Regions from separate parts of the Mus musculus genome. Here region 1 is linked to region 2. Evidence: chromatin loops called from intact Hi-C (ENCODE). Cell type or tissue: heart. All regions are shown on one strand.

The links. Peaks named below come from ENCODE experiments on the same cell type or tissue, not always from the same donor. Only the 100,000 strongest peaks of a DNase experiment are listed, where the experiment ranks them.
Region 1: it touches region 2 in a loop (9-fold over the local background); 24 of 42 quality-filtered maps call a loop at or near these places.

What each region holds. Positions count from the first base shown.
Region 1 is chr7:68,295,535-68,303,534 of GRCm38, forward strand. It overlaps Fam169b (family with sequence similarity 169, member B), which reads left to right. Exons shown (of 9, transcript NM_001374636.1): 2 at 5,299-5,429. Among named protein-coding and RNA genes, the nearest start is that of Gm16157, 23 kb to the left of the region's middle. In heart, a CTCF peak has its summit at 7,240 (motif pointing left); a DNase peak (open chromatin) is centred at 7,237; H3K4me3 peaks cover 787 bases.
Region 2 is chr7:67,784,588-67,792,587 of GRCm38, forward strand. It overlaps 4833412C05Rik (RIKEN cDNA 4833412C05 gene), which reads right to left. Exons shown (of 3, transcript NR_045954.1): 2 at 1,812-2,007; 3 at 1-705. Among named protein-coding and RNA genes, the nearest start is that of Gm34350, 15 kb to the right of the region's middle. In heart, a CTCF peak has its summit at 4,292 (motif pointing right); a DNase peak (open chromatin) is centred at 4,304; H3K27ac peaks cover 288 bases.

The sequences.
Region 1 (8,000 bases), 510 kb after region 2:
GGTTACCTCACTCAGGATGATGCCCTCCAGGTCCATCCATTTGCCTAGGAATTTTATAAATTCATTCTTTTTAATAGCTGAGTAGTACTCCATTGTGTAAATGTACCACATTTTCTGTATCCATTCCTCTGTTGAGGGGCATCTGGGTTCTTTCCAGCTTCTGGCTATTATAAATAAGGCTGCTATGAACATAGTGGAGCATGTGTCCTTCTTATCAGTTGGAACATCTTCTGGATATATGCCCAGGAGAGGTTCAACGTTATTTTTTTTTTAAGATTTATTTATTTATTATGTGTAAGTACACTGTAGCTGTCTTTAGACACACCAGAAGAAGAGGGCATCAGATCTCATTACAAAAGGTTGTGAGCCACCATGTGGTTGCTGGGATTTGAACTCAGGATCTTCGGAAGAGCAGTCAGTGCTCTTACCCGCTGAGCCATCTCTCCAGCCCCGCGCCCCCCCTCCCCCAGTTTTCCATAAGGCTTACATAAATATTTTCTTTGTAGAGGAGAGCTGTTGAGTTTGGGGGAGCAGGTAGCATTTTCCTCAATAGTGGGTGTGGGGTAGCTATTTAGGATGGATGCGGTGTTGTGGCCCAGGTTGCAGGGTGCCCCAGGTGTTCTGTCTGATGATTCTGCCCCATAGAGGTCTGCAGTCAGTCTCATGACACCCACAGTGGTTAATTCTTGCGCGCGCCCTGCAACAGGATCCTTCTGCACACGTTTATTGGGAGAGCTTGATTGCAGAGGCGAAGAGACCCCAAGCCCAGAATTGGTGCTGCTTGTATAGGCCTAGGAGAGGCGTGTCTCACACCCGGATCGGTTATGCATGGGTTATGCTTACCACCTCATTTGCATGCCTACATCTGATTGGTTAACTTCTCTCTCATCTGATTGGTTAACTTCTCTCTCATTTGATTGGTTAATTTTGGTTAATTCTCAAAACCTCATCTTGGCAAAAAAAAACTTTACTGCCTATGTATGTGTGGTGGCCAGTGGAAGCCAGCACCATCCTGCAATGGCACATGTGGCTTCCCACAGTTAATTTATGTTTCCTGCTCCCTGCCCCCCCCCCCCAAACAGAAAGTGACTCCCAGTTTCAAGATAATCAGGCTGGGCCATGGCTTGCCAATTCGAGACCCTCCTATATCTGCCCCTGTGGCCTTGGTGGGAGGCCAACCACAACTTTCTCTTGTGGACAGCCAGTGTCTTGGTTGCACTGCCCACGAGTTCTTTCAGGGTGGAGGGTAGGGTCTTAACCTGCAGGGTCAATGATCTCAGGATGTGAACAGGGCATAACACGTTCATGACGTTTGTCCTAACCTCATATGATCAGAAAGTATGCCGCTAATTAGCAAGCACCTAGCCTTGGCCCTGGTGGCCTTGGATGTGTGGATGGGTGCCTCTCCCAGCGAACCTGAGCAGCGCAGAATGAGCTTCTCCATGGCGCTGATCAATACGCATTCTTTGCCAGTTCTGCAATCCACACCTCACAAGGGTTATTGATGGTCCAGATATGATGAGCATCTTTCCTAAAACATAGGCTCAGAAGCAGAATACAAATCCAGGTCTGGTCTCTCTCTGCCCCGTAGGCTGGTGTTCCTGGAGGGTGGGTATCTTGAGAGTGGTCGATCCTGAAGCTTGGCACCCACGGGACAAATGTGGCCTGAGAGTGTACCCCGTGTCCAAGCAGCTCACCTGCTAGCCTCTCTTAATTTATTGGCATGCTCATTAGATCTTCTTGCATACTCAGGAGAAGCCACGTGACCAAGTCTGTGGAACAGCTGTTAATATGGAAAGCTCCGTGGGACAGCCACCCACATTTCCTAAGTGCTTCCTATGGGAAAGGCCTGAGCATGGGGCTGGGAGTGGAGCAGAGCTGTGCTTCACAGGCCCCAGCTGCTCTCATTGTGTATGAGTTGGGAGGTGACAGAGCTACGACAAAACCAAGGGACAGGTTGGAAGGGTTTTGGCTATAGGACAGAGAGATGGCCAGGCTATGTTAGCTCCTATCTTAGGCCGAGGTGGTGTCTTAGTTAGGGTTTTACTGCTGGGAACAGACACCATGACCAAGGCAAGTCCTATAAAAGACAACATTTAATTGGGGCTGGCTTACAGGTTCAGAGGTTCAGTCCATTATCATCAAGGTGGGAACATGGCAGCATCCAGGCAGGCACAGTGTAGGAGGAGCTGAGAGTTCTATGTCTTTATCTGAAGGCTGCTAGCAGAATACTGGTTTCCAGGCAGCTAAAATGAGTGTCTTAAAGCCCACACCTACAGTGAAACTCCTACTCTAACAGGGCCACACCCTGTAATAGAGCCAGTAACTCCCTGGGCCCTGTATCTACAAACCATCACAGGTGGTATTTGAACTTAGGTCTCAATGTCTCATACAGTCCTTGATCTTGTTTTGTGTGTGTGTGGGGGGAGGAGGGAGTTTAAGGAAGGCTCATTAGGAATGCTGGCTGTATCCTGTCAGCCTTGAGGATGGAGTTGCAGGGATTGGAGTGTAGGGGCTGCCGGAGCCCATTGGGTGCCCTGCTGTAATGATGGAGAGCTTTGACTTAAACACTTGACCTAATCTGAATACTTTATCCAGAGCTTGGAAGCAGACAGGCCTAGCTAGGTCCATGTTTCCTTATTCTCTTTAATGACACCTTGCTTCCTTCCCTGTAAATTGGGGGCAACCAGGATACAGTGAGAGAAGGCTGGTCACTTAGCTGTCTCTTGGCAACTGGAACCCAGAGAAAGTTGTTGTTGTTAATTATGTATGGATGGAGATTAGATGGATGGGAGGGTGAGACCTTGATCTGAGTGAGGACCCGAGGACAGGTGTAGGCTGAGCTTGTCTCTGTGACAGACTCGAAGCAGTCTCTGAGTCATTTGATGTCCTTGGGGTCCATCTGACTCCTGCACAGAGTCAGGACAATCTAAAGAAGGAAGTGGGGCAGGTCTGCCTGGGCATGGCGTCTGCAGGCCTGCACCGTTGCTAAAGGAATTGCTGATCGTGCTGGACTTCCTTGAGGCATGTGTGACTTCTTCACCAACCGAAGATCTTGGCTCTATAAAGACATACCCCTTTTGGTTTCACTTAGCCACTGCTATCAAATAAACCACCAACCCTTGATGTCTTTATTTTTAAATCTTTTGACAGTGCACTTCTAAGGACATTGTGTGAGTATACGTGTGTGTTTATACTCATGCTTCATAAAAAAATCGAGTAGTGGAAGAATGTCCAGTTTTTCTTCAGTATCTAACTGGTGACTGGTTCAAAGACAGCCTTTAGACACCCGAATCTGCGCATGCTCAGGTCCCTTGCCAGATGGCTCATTTGTGTGCAGCCTATGTATGTATTCCTGGATACTCCAGTCTGGCGGTGACTTGGAGTTCCTCATACAAGTAAAAGTCACCGAAGCAGTGGCTACATTTTACTCCTTAGGGAGTCATGATAAGGGCATCTGCACAGGTCCCGTGCAGTCTCCCACCCACACGCCCCAGTATTTCAGTCCATGGTTGGTTAAATCCATGGATGCAGAGCCTCCCGACAGAGAAGCTGTCTGCCTCTACTCAGCCCTGGACAACCCGTGCACCCGCAACATTGCACCCAGGAAAGTGGGCCTGAGAGTTTGGGCAGATGCAACCATGCCCCTATCCACTAACCTTGGCAGCTTGTATGCCTTTGAGTTCCCCCGTCAGGAGCTGATTGGCAGAGGTAAAAAATCCTCCTAGGAAATGGAGTGAACTGAAGGCTTGAGCGTTTTGCTATCAACAGCATTTTGGATCCTCAGAGTGGCTTCCGGAAACAATGGCTCTCCAGAGAGAATGGGAACCTGAGAAGCCACAGAGCCTGGAAGCTGGACTGCCTGTCCAGGTTCATCTCTGTGAGAGGAAGATAGGTGGATTAGGTGGAGGATTAAGGGGAGGGAAGGAGGAAGACGGCTCCCCTCATAGGAGACCAGGAGGTGAATCACAGATAGAGATGGGGTGTGGTCCACAGAAAGAGCCCTGAGTCCCTGTGTGTGTGGATGTCAGCCAGAGGCAGGCAACATCTTTTTTTGCTCACTGCAGAAGGGGCAACTGATTGCTGCTTCCAAGAACTGGACGCTGCCAATTTGTATGATGATTCAGGGGATCTGTTTCTTTCAGAGATGGGATGGGAAAAGAGATACAAGGACCATTGCAAAACACCTTAGATTAGTTTCTTTGTAAGGGGGTGAAAGGATGTCATCCTATACTCACAAGCCACTGCACCCTCAGTGCCTGGCGGTGGGGACAAAGGGGGCAACCCTAGGGACTTGTATAATGACCATAAACTAGGAAATGGGTACCTTAAGTCACAAGTGACAGAAGCATCTAAGTTGCAGCCAGCCGTTCTTTGCCTTCCAGGAACCTGCTTGTGTTCACTGCCCCTGAGAGGACCACAGTGAGGATGGGAAATCACTTCGAGTGTTTTGCGTGTGTGACTGTGGGGGGTTTAAAAACAGTCAGAGGGATGGGTGAACATAATTTTCTGATTTTTTTTTTGCATCTATGTGTTTGTGTGCAGATCCATGTAGGTATGTGTTCATATATGTGCCGATGTGTGTACATGCATGTGGAAGCCAGGGTTCAACCTCAGGCGTCATTCACTATCTACCTTGTTTTTTGAAGACAAAACCTTTCACGGGCCTGGAACTATTTGACTAGCGAAAGCTGGCCTATATCTGCCTCCCCAGAGGCCTGGATGACAAGCTTTTTTTTTTTTTTTTTGGTGGGGTTTGGGGATGGAACTCAGGTCTTCCTGTTTGCATGGGGAGCCCTTTACTGAGCCATCTCTCCAGTCCTGACCATAATTATTAAACCAAACTATTCCTTTAAAAACTTGAAATAAGCTGGGCGTGGTGGTGCACGCCTTTAATCCCAGCTCTCAGGAGGCAGAGGCAGGCGGATTTCTGAGTTCGACGCCAGCCTGGTCTACAAAGTGAGTTCCAGGACAGCCAGGGCTACACAGAGAAACCTTGTCTCGAAAAACAAGAAAACCAAAAAAACCAAACCAACCAAATAAACAAACAAACACCCTTGAAATAGCCAGGTGCAAGCCTTTAATCCCAGTGCTCTGGAGGCAGAGGCAGGCAGATAGATCTCTGTGAGTTTGAGGCTAGCCTGGTCTATAGTCTGAGCTACAGGCCAGCCAGGACTACGTAGAGAAAACCTGTCTTAAAAAAAAAAAAAAAAAACCAAACCAAAAATTGAAATAATTAACGTTCCTTTTAGTGACAGTGTAAAATTAATTTTATCCCGTTTTTTTTTTCTCCTACAGAGGCTTACCCTGTGGACATCCTGGAGGATGACGCGGAGGGCTATCAGGCAGCAGCCGAGGCTTACTATGAGATGCTCAGGGAAGGAGCCCAGACCTCAGCAGAGGTTATCTCCCTTTCCACTGGGGAGCAGGTATGTTTAACTTTTCTTAGAGGAGGGCTCTGCCCAATCTAACTTAGAAAGAGAGATGTCATAGAAACAACATCTCAGATTTAGAAGAACAAAGACCAACACACTGATTAAACGAAACTTCTGGAGGGAATACGAAAGAATTCGTATAAAGGTACTTACCCGAACTCCCCCGCCCCCCAGCTCTATAAATAAAGACCCAGAAATTCTTTATATATTTTAAAGCTTAGGCTTTTAACTTGGGCTCTTTCCCAGCTATTCTAACCTGACTAATTCTGGCCTACGTCCTACCGCATAGCCAGGTCTACATCTCTTGTTCTCTGAATTCTCCATCCACCACCACATCTGGCTGAATCTCTCGCTTCTGATTTCCTCTCCCAGAGCCCTTTCTCTGCCCGGAAGTTCCGCCCTCCGCTTCCTGCTTTACTATTGGCTGGCAGATCTTTGTTAAAGCCAATCAGCAGGTACAGAAGGATGAATATTTATTAATTATCAGACTGGTGATGGGCCATTCAAGGAAACCCTTCACTAGAAATCTGAAGTTCTGAGTGTGGATCTAGCAGGACTGGCCGTGGGGTGGGATGTAAGCCAGAATTAGTCAGGTTAGCATAGCTGGGACTGAGCCCAAGTTAAAGGCTTAAGCTTTAAAATGTGTAAGAGTTTCCGTGTCTTTATTTATATTGTTGGTGGGTCCAGTTGGTGAGCTGTGGGCCAGATAACCTGTGGGAATCCCATTTCTATCACGGACGAGCTCGGTTCTCAAGGGTTTTCTCCTCTCTTATCTTGATGTTCTCACTGAATTCAGGGCATTGCACCACTTTCCTTGTGGGGCTGGCATGAGGATTAAATGAGCTTGTGTATGCTCAGCTGAATCTCAGTTTCTTCATTTTAAAGGGAGGGAGTAGCTCATGTCTGCCCTCCAAGGTTTGATTCAGTTCTGACATTTGACGTGGAGTGAAGCTGTGTCACTTACAATATTTTTGTGTTGCTGAGGTTCTGTGCATTGTGAATAGGTTCTGCAAGAGGACACACAGAAAACTAGAAATTTTATTCGTTGGGATTGTGGCAAGATTTAAAAATATGTGTTATGTGTGTGCCTGCGTATGTACACATGCATGAATCTCGAGGACAACCTCAGAGTGCATTTATATACAATATACAATCCGATTTGTGTTTTGAGACAAGGTCTCTCACTATTTCCCCAGCGCATCTTATCTGTCCTTTTTTGTTTGTTTGTTTTTGTTTTTTGAGACAAGGTTTCTCTGTATAGCCCTGGCTGTCCTGGAACTCACTTTTTAGACCAGGGTGGCCTCGAACTCAGAAATCCACCTGCCTCTGCCTCCCAAGTGCTAGGATTAAAGGCGTGCGCCACCACTGCCCAGCTGTGGTTTGTTTTTTGTTTTTTGTTTGGTTTTTCGTTACCTGTCTTTTTGTGTATGCTATGGTGGGAGTAAACTCAGGCCCTCCTGCTTACCAAGTTTGCACTTCCCTGGCTGTGCCCTCTTCCAACCCCGACTGTCTAAGACTGTTTTCCTCACAGTAGGCAGTATCCACATTTGTTTTAAGTGTGGATCATTTCACTCCTGCCAGAAATGGTTGTGATCTGGCTGGCAGGCAGAGCTAGTAGAGGGACGTCTTTTTGTACCAGAGTTAACGAAAACAGCGGCATATGCAGTTATAAACCATGGCTTCCTTGAGATTTTGGAGGTCCGGAGCTAACAGGCAAGTCCCTCTTAGAAGAATACCCCTCCAGTGGGGGACCTCAAGCTGTTGAGCCCCAGTGGGCGCTTGCTGACCTTGTGTGCTCTTAGCGCCCCCTAGTGGTGATGTAGGAGAAAGACACAGGGCTCCATCGGACACTGATCGCTGGGTGCTGGTGGCCAGGGGGAGCTTGAGAGATGCAAGAAGAGCTGTGTCCCCAGGTTTTTTCGTTTGTTTGTTTGTTTTTGGACACAGCTTCCACAATCTGCTGTTACAACACTCATACTTATGAATAACTTAGGAAAATAAACCCCAACGTGCAGCATGCTCATCGAAGGGATAAGGCTAAGGTTACTAACAGAAACAGAAAGTTGCTGACATGAAGATGTTTGAAGGTGAGATGACATGCCAACATGACTTCTTCCTTCCTCCTTTCCTAAAGAGAAGGGAGCTAGGTGAAACCCATTATTTGGATCTCTACTATTTAGCAGTGAGTAGGGACACAGGGGCAGGGACAGGGGCAGGGAGCAGGGTGCTATTTGGCACACTGAATCCTGCTCACCAGGAGTGAGCCTCCTCGCAGCCGACACGGCAGGGACTTTTGCTATCCAAAGATTCTCTGGCTGAAAGGAACGACGAGGAAGTGGTTTGAGGAGGCAACATGTCTTGACTTTCTTTGTTTCACAATTAATTTTTTTCTTGTCTTGACGTTGCATTTAAAATACTTGCTGATTTTTTTTTTTCTGGTTTAAAAAACGCACATGTTCATTTGTATGGTGTTTAAGGGCTACAACGAAAGACGGAGGGAGCAAAGCCATGTGGGGTTAACTGCTAAAAACATGTTAATGTGTTTCTTTATTTTTACATTTTTCC
Region 2 (8,000 bases):
TATCAAAAGTTAGAGAAGGTTCTTCGAGAAATCCATGACATTTTGTTACAGGTTTTAAAAGCCAGATTTGAACTAACGGGGAAGTGCGAAAGGCCCTTGGATCGGAGGGACTAATAACCACAAGTGTCAGCGATTTCCAAAGGGATGAACCTTAATTTTAATCAGAACATCAACAGGGTTTTCCTTGGGTTCTATAAAAGCATTTAACATTTATGTAGAAGCAATTCTAAATATTTCCATTTCACGAGCAGCATTTTATCTCTGAAAAACACTGATGTAGAACAGTTGTGCCAGATGCTAAAACTCTGGACCAAGCTGATGGAATAGCGTGAAAGGCTACATGGCATTGACACAGCAAGTTTGTAGACCAGGAGGCCAAGACGTATAAAAGCCATTCAAGACCCACGCTGTTTGTTGGTTGTGTTTTGACACAGGGTTTCATTATGTACTCCTGGCTGTTCTGGAACTCTCTTTGTAGACTAGGCTGGCCTTAGACTCACAGAGTTCCACCTGTTTGTCTTCAGCGTGCTGGGCTCAAAGCCGTGTGCAACCAAGCCCGGTCCATTCTGAGGTAAAGCACAGGAAAGATGGCATTTCCATGCAGGGCAGAGAGACGGTGTTTAATCAATGCTGTTACTGTAATTGGTCGTTGACTTGAAAAATAACATCAACCACAAGTAAAATCTCGAGTGGATCAGCCCTGATCTAAAACATAAAAAAACAGAACAGAATTAGGCAAAAATCGACATAAGCTCAAGATAGGAGGAGTGGGGATTGTGGAGTGCAATGCAGAAAAGCTAGAATTCATCAGGAAGAAACATAAATCTGCCGATAACAATAAAACATAAAATAGCCTTTGCACACTCTTAACGGATGGACTATTAGCTCTTTGCAACTGATGAGTTTAAAATGGCATGCACTGTAGTGCTGGGTAATATACAGACTGAGCTGCGAAGCTGAGCCCTGCTAATAAACAGGTTAAAATGTAGCAAGGAACACTTCCCTAAAACAAGACTCTGGAGCAAATTTAGAGCTGGTTTTCTGGGAAACTCTGGCTGCAGACCCTGAGGTTTCCTTGGGTCAAAGAAACTTAGGTCTTTAAGAAAAGTTGACATTTGAGAAAGTATTTGTCTATGGAAGACACTTTTTATCTGCACACCAGAGCTTTATTCATTAGACAACTCCTCCCTCGCCCTGCCTTAAGTTGTCACTGCCCTGCCCCCACTCTTTCTCATAGCTCAGGATTCCATTGGGCTTTAACCAAAGTGGGGTGGCTCCTGCCTGTGATTCTATCACTCAGGAGACTAAGACAGAAGTGTTATGAGTTTGATGCCACCATCCCACTCCACTAGTGGGTGCCATTTTTAATTCATCAGTTGCAAACCTGAGCTACATAGTGCGTTCTAGGCCAGCCTGGACTACAATGTGAAACCTTGCCTTATGTATATGCCTATGTGTATATATGCGTGTATGTATGTATATATAACATGTAGTGTGTAACATATAACAGAACATAATATATAATGCATGCATGTTATATATGTATGTATGTGCACATATATACATACATGTACATATGCATATTGCTTTAACCACCCAACTCTTAAATCTAGTGTTCTGTGGGACATGCATAGTTATGAACATAATTACAAAGTTTGCCATTTGTTGACTCTTTACTGTCCATTTCAGAGACTTAATTATCAAGCCTTCAGCAAGTAGAAGGCAAATTTTTACTATCGTGTGGAAAGACGTTTTGATCTGCCTGCTAGGGAAATACAAGGTACAACAACAAACACGCTCACACTCCTTACCGATCATTTTGAAAGATTTCAATTGCTTGATGAGCCCAGGACCTAGGAAGCTACAGAAGAGATGGAGGGGGGCTTGCTTTAGCTGAAGAAAGCACACAGTACTGGCTTCAGGGCCAGACATGTGTGGAATTTAACCCAGGCAATGTACTGGTGGAGGCCAGACTTCAAGGGACATGTGTCCACAGTGTCCATACACCTGTTGGAAAAAAGTTAGAACTACTGTTGATTTATGGGATGCCTGTAACATTAACTTCCAAAGGTGGACCAGAGAAATGGTTTGGCGTTAAAGGGGCCTGCCACCAAATAGGATGGCCTGAGTTCAATACCCAGAGCCCAGGTTGTGAATAAGAGAAATAACTTCCTCCTTTGTTCTGACTTCTACATACCTACCACAGTATATGTGTGTGCATGCACATGTTACACACACACACACACACACACACACATGCACACACATACAAAGTAAGTAAATGTAATAAAAAGATACATTTCAAAAAATTCAAAATTAAAGGGCTAGAGTGATGACCCAACAGTCAAGAGAATCTAGAGAATGCCTAGTTCCCCCACCCCCACATCGGACAGCTCAAACTGCCCACAGCCCCAGCTCAGGAAAATCTGATGACTCCTGCCTCTGTGGGTACTTGATCTCTCGTGTGCAGACACACCTAGATGTAATTTAAAAATAAAAATAAATCTTTTTTAAAAAGCAAGTGACCCTCCTTAGAAGTGGGAACAAAACACCCTTGGAAGGAGTTACAGAGACAAAGTTTGGAGCTGAGATGAAAGGATGGACCATGTAGAGACTGCCATATCCAGGGATCCACCCCATAATCAGCATCCAAATGCTGACACCATTGCATACACTAGCAAGATTTTATCGAAAGGACCCAGATGTAGCTGTCTCTTGTGAGACTATGCGGGGGCCTAGCAAACACAGAAGTGGATGCTCACAGTCAGCTAATGGATGGATCACAGGGCTCCCAATGGAGGAGCTAGAGAAAGTACCCAAGGAGCTAAAGGGATCTGCAACCCTATAGGTGGAACAACATTATGAACTAACCAGTACCCCGGAGCTCTTGACTCTAGCTGCATATGTATCAAAAGATGGCCTAGTCGGCCATCACTGCAAAGAGAGGCCCATTGGACACGCAAACTTTATATGCCCCAGTACAGGGGAATGCCAGGGTCAAAAAGGGTGAGTGGGTGGGTAGGGGAGTGGGAGTGGGTGGGTATGGGGGACTTTTGGTATAGCATTGGAAATGTAAATGAGCTAAATACCTAATAAAAAATTAAAAAAAAAAAGAACATAAAAAAAAAAGCAAGTGAAAGGTAATGTTATAGACTCCTAATAAAATTCATCTAAATAGAATCTATTGTGTAGTCAGGTCAGGACTAAGTGATTCATTGTGTGCAGTTAGCTTTCTCACTACTGTGTTAAGATACCCAGCTAAAGCAACAGAGGGGAGGGGAGATGTATTTCAATTCACACTTTAAGGGGTACAGGCATCAGGCAGCCATCCATCAGTTCTAGACACCAGACTGGAGTGGTGGAAACCTGAAGCATGAGTTCCTTACAGCCCTGTAGGTCAAGAAGCTGTGTGCTATACCTCTATAGCTCTGCCCAGATGTAGCTCTGCCCAGATGTAGCTCTGCCCAGATGGTACTTGGTCCTATGCCAACTAGACCTCTGGCTGTAAAAGTTCCAGAGCCAACGTAAGTTGCACCACTGTCTGAGGACTGAGTCATACAAGGAGGGTGGGACAGGGGTCCACATTTTACATTCAAACCATAACACACAGCGATTCTCATGGTGTGTTATATACAATGATCCAGTGTTTCATGGAACCAGTCATCAAAGGTCCCCATGGCAGATATGTTTAGCTAAAGCACATGTTTGACACTCCAAGGAGTCAAACTTCAAGTTTGTGCTTGCCAACAATCTAGTATTATGTATATTGGTCCCATTTTTAAAGATGAAAGAAAAAGAAAAAGAGGAAGGGAGGGAGGGAGGAGGGAGGGAGGGAGGATATCAAAACCATGCATTGTGGCACACACCTATAATTCTAGCAATGAGTGGGCGGTAGGGGAGGGTCTGGTGGAGGCAAGACTATCAGGAACTCAGGAACAGCCCAGGACACATGAGATCTTGTCTGAAAATAAAAGTTGGGGGAGAGAGAAGGGAGAAGAAATCAGCACACACAGTATCTCACAGAAACACACGAGACTGCCTGACACTTTCTTTGTTTTAATCAACTGCTTTGGTTGCAAAGATCGCAGCTCACAAGCACGACCCATTGCAATTCCCAGGAATTCCGACTTAGTTGGTATGCGGGTGTAGCCTTGGCATCAGACTTTTACAAGCTCCCTGAGACGTTATAATGTGAAGCAAAGCCTAAGAATTATTGGCATAAATAACTTTGGTCTGAAGGCCACTTTTGGCAAATAACCCCCGAAAGCTGTTTTTGCAATTCTCTCTCAGGCCACTAGATGGCGGATTGTCCACACGATAGCATTTCAATACCAGGTGTTTTCCAATAACTGTTCCGTGGGCAAGCAGGAAGCTAGGAGAGAGAGCAGAGCAGATTCCAGAGCAAGTATTCTGCAGGCTTGGCCTCACCGCGTTGGCTGGCATCAAGTTCTGAGGGGCCCACAAAGGTGAAAGGAAAGGTACAAACCCATCGGATTGTTTTAACCCTGGCTTTTTCTGCGGTCAAAGCGAGACGGTTCCTTTCTTCTTCCTGGCCTACATCTTTTTCTTGGGTGTAAATTACAGCAAGGCGTTCTTTATGGAAAGGCCGCACCCTTTATTCGGAGTGAGGCTTTTTGGAAACCTTTTAATTAAAAGTAGCTAGTTCGCCTTGTTGCAAATAGGCAAGAGGCACTATGTATTTATCGCTGACTTTGGCTCATCCGGGAATCAAACTCGGGGCCTCTTGCAAGCTAAGTGAATCGCTCTACCACCGAGCAACACGCCCAGCCTCAGAAGAGCAATATTTAAACCCTATTTATAGATTCAGATTAGTGTGGGAGTAAATGGGGCGGGTAGGAGAAAATTGTGAAATCAAGAAGATTTCTGTCACCCTAACACACAAGAGTGTGATTTTTCCGGAAAACAAGCACCTCTGGGCTTAATTTTTCTCCCTTTGATCTGAAAATAAACACCAGCCTCCACACTTCTTGGTCGTGCACTGTTGGTTCATTAAAGAGCCATCTGCTGATTCCCTGTAAGAACTCAACATGCAACGATTATGGGCAAAGTCCAGAGAAACAACTTCAAGACAATTTTTGTATAAAAATTAGCTCTAAAACGAAGCGTAATCACTCTATCGGTGTTTCTGCCATTTGGATTTTTTTTCCCCATCGAAATTTATAACATATTCATTTTGGCAGATTGTGTAACTTCTGTATTCTGAAGTCAGAGCACTCCTGACTGATGTAGGCTCCATCTCCAAGCCGGAGAGCAACAAGCAGGACACGAGACAATCTTCATGGCTGTCTGTTCACTGGTTAGCCTGAACCTTAAGGCCTGGTGGACCTTTCTACCAAAATCCAATTAGACAGGATTCTCCAGAGAAAACAGAACCAGTAGAATGTGAATAATTAATTGATTGCAAGGATTGGATAATGGATTTATGGAAGCTGAGGAGTCCACAAGGCCGTAAGCAAATTGGAGACTCAAGCCGGCTGCTGGTGCGGGTTCCGTCAGGAAAACCAGCAAGGCTAAGCTTCAGCCTAGCTCCAATCAGTGGGTGATGGCTGGGTGGTGAGTTAGCTCCCTCTTGCTCAGGTCAAGTCACCAATGCACTGGTTGGCAACCCAATAGCATTGTCCCAATGTCTGCCACAGAATTCTAGTTCCCTGGGATGTTAATAAAGGCAAGTTGCTACCAAAAGTCCCAGTGTCAAATAAGTCTGGAATTTCCTGGGTGAGACTGTTAAACAAAAGCCTTTTCCCGTAGGACTTTCTCAGAGCCTCGAGGTCACACAAAAGAGGGTGATGCTTTGCAAAGCTTTCCAAACTTACCATGTTGCTCAGTGTTTCGATGCTGCAATAAAATAATTGAAAGAAAGACTTAAGGAAGGGAGAATTCTCTCTGGCTACTGGACCCAGTTTTAACTCACAGTTGGATGGTTCTGTTGTTTGGGGGCCCATCACAAAGCAGGGAACAGTAGAAGACAGTGGATCTCCTTGTAGTATTCAGGAAGCAGAGAGTAACACAGAAAGCCACTCTCAGAAGGTATGTCCCCAACACCCCACTTCCTCCAGCAGGACCATTTTCTGCAGTCTACCATTTCCTTATGAGTTATTAAAACTCCGAGTCTATGCACAGATGAAACCACCCAGTAGGTCACAGCCCTTAGGCTCTGCTTGTCTCTGAGCCCTTTGCAAACACACCCAGGAGTGAGAGCTACAAATCTCATAGGTGCATATCAGTCTAATCAAGTTGACCAGACTAACCATCACACTCATGTGACACAATTCCTTGTTCAACTTTCAGCGCCCCTTCTCCAGATACTGGCCTTGTGGCTTTATCAAGAACTTCTGAGCAGAGAATGTCTTTAGCCTGATTTTGTACCTAGCCCCCAGCTTGGGAATGTAAAATGCACGGAGTCAAGTGATGTTTGAAGGTCAGTTAAAAGCAATGGCAAACCACAGATGAAAACGCAACAGAAAGACGGTGAGGCTATAAAATCAAGTGTGAGCAAGACTAGCTGGAGTCTGTCTACCACAGCACATTCGGCCACTGCCTCTGAGGTCCAAACGATGCCAAATGGACTTTGGGGACCTCAGACTGGAACCTGGGCTTTCACCATGCTAGATGCTCCAGTGAGCAGAAGAGAGACTCATTTCTCCTAAGAGACAGGGTGAATGCTGTGCCTGCCGTGTCCTGTCCCTTGCTCCTCCACCATGCAGGTGCAGGTGCTTTCAAGGCTCCCGTTGGCTATGGTACTTCTGTCTGCTTCACCAGCTCTGAGAGCAGCCCACAGGCCCTCTAGAGTTGAAGTCTGTGAGTGCTAATGCTAATCAGCAACTTGACAGACTTTAGAAGCTCCTGAAAGACCAGCGGGTGAGAATGCCCGAGGGGATTGTCTTGATTACATCAGCTGTAGAAAGACCACTCCTTGGGTATGCATCCCAGACTGTACAGAAAGGAGAGAGTGGAGTCAGGGAGATAGCTCAGTGGTTAAAGCGCTTCCCACACACGTGTGCAGATCTGAGTCCGGATCCCTAGAAAGCTTTGTAAATACCTGGCCTGCCTGTAATCCCAGCCTTAGAAGGTGGATGCAAAAGATGCTCAGAGCAACCTGCCTACCGAGAGGAGCCTTATCTGGGAGCTGTTGATTTGACTGAGAGCCCTGCCTCAATGGATAAGAAGATGATTCCCTGGCATCAGGGTCTACATGTACAGGTCTCCACACCTGTACATGTAGACCCACACATAAGCAAGCACACAAAATACGTGCACACACATGCAACTGGAAGACCTAAGCACCATCATCCATCACTCCCTTCTGATTCCAGACTCCAGATGCATTGTGAACAGCTGCATCAAGCTCCTGAAGTCAGGACTACCTCACCACAGAGGACCAATACCCTCAACCAGTGAGCAGAAGTAGCCCTTTGACCTTCAGGCTGAATGTTTATCCCAGCAACAGAAAAAAAAAAAAAAATGAGCTAAGACAGAGTTTCTCTCTCTCTCTCTCTCTCTCTCTCCCTCTCCCTCTCCCTCTCCCTCTCCCTCTCCCTCTTCCTCTCCCCCCCACCCCCTTCTTATCTGTAACCCTAGGTAGTTCTCTGGGATGGAGTTTGCAGTGGCAATGTTTAAATGGTCTGCGGTGGTGACTTGACAATACCTTAGCGTCTTACTGCCCCTGTGCCCTTCCTTAGCACCCTGTCAGTGGCTTCAGAGATTACACAAACTACTAGGATCAGGGGCTCTGGCTCTGGGATGACTAAGGCCCCATTAGTTTCTTCTGTGGACTCTCCTATCTTGACTCCATCCCAGATGTGCTGAGTCTGGGAAAACCCTCTACATCTTTTCTCTGAGGTCTCAAACAGGAAACTACAGTTCTTTAGTAACTTCTCTTTGTGTCTCTTTCATTCACTCATTTGAACTTAGGGGAGATTGTGAGGTGTCCTGCTATTCTGCCAGGTACCATGTTTGTAGGTGTGCATGTGTACATGTGT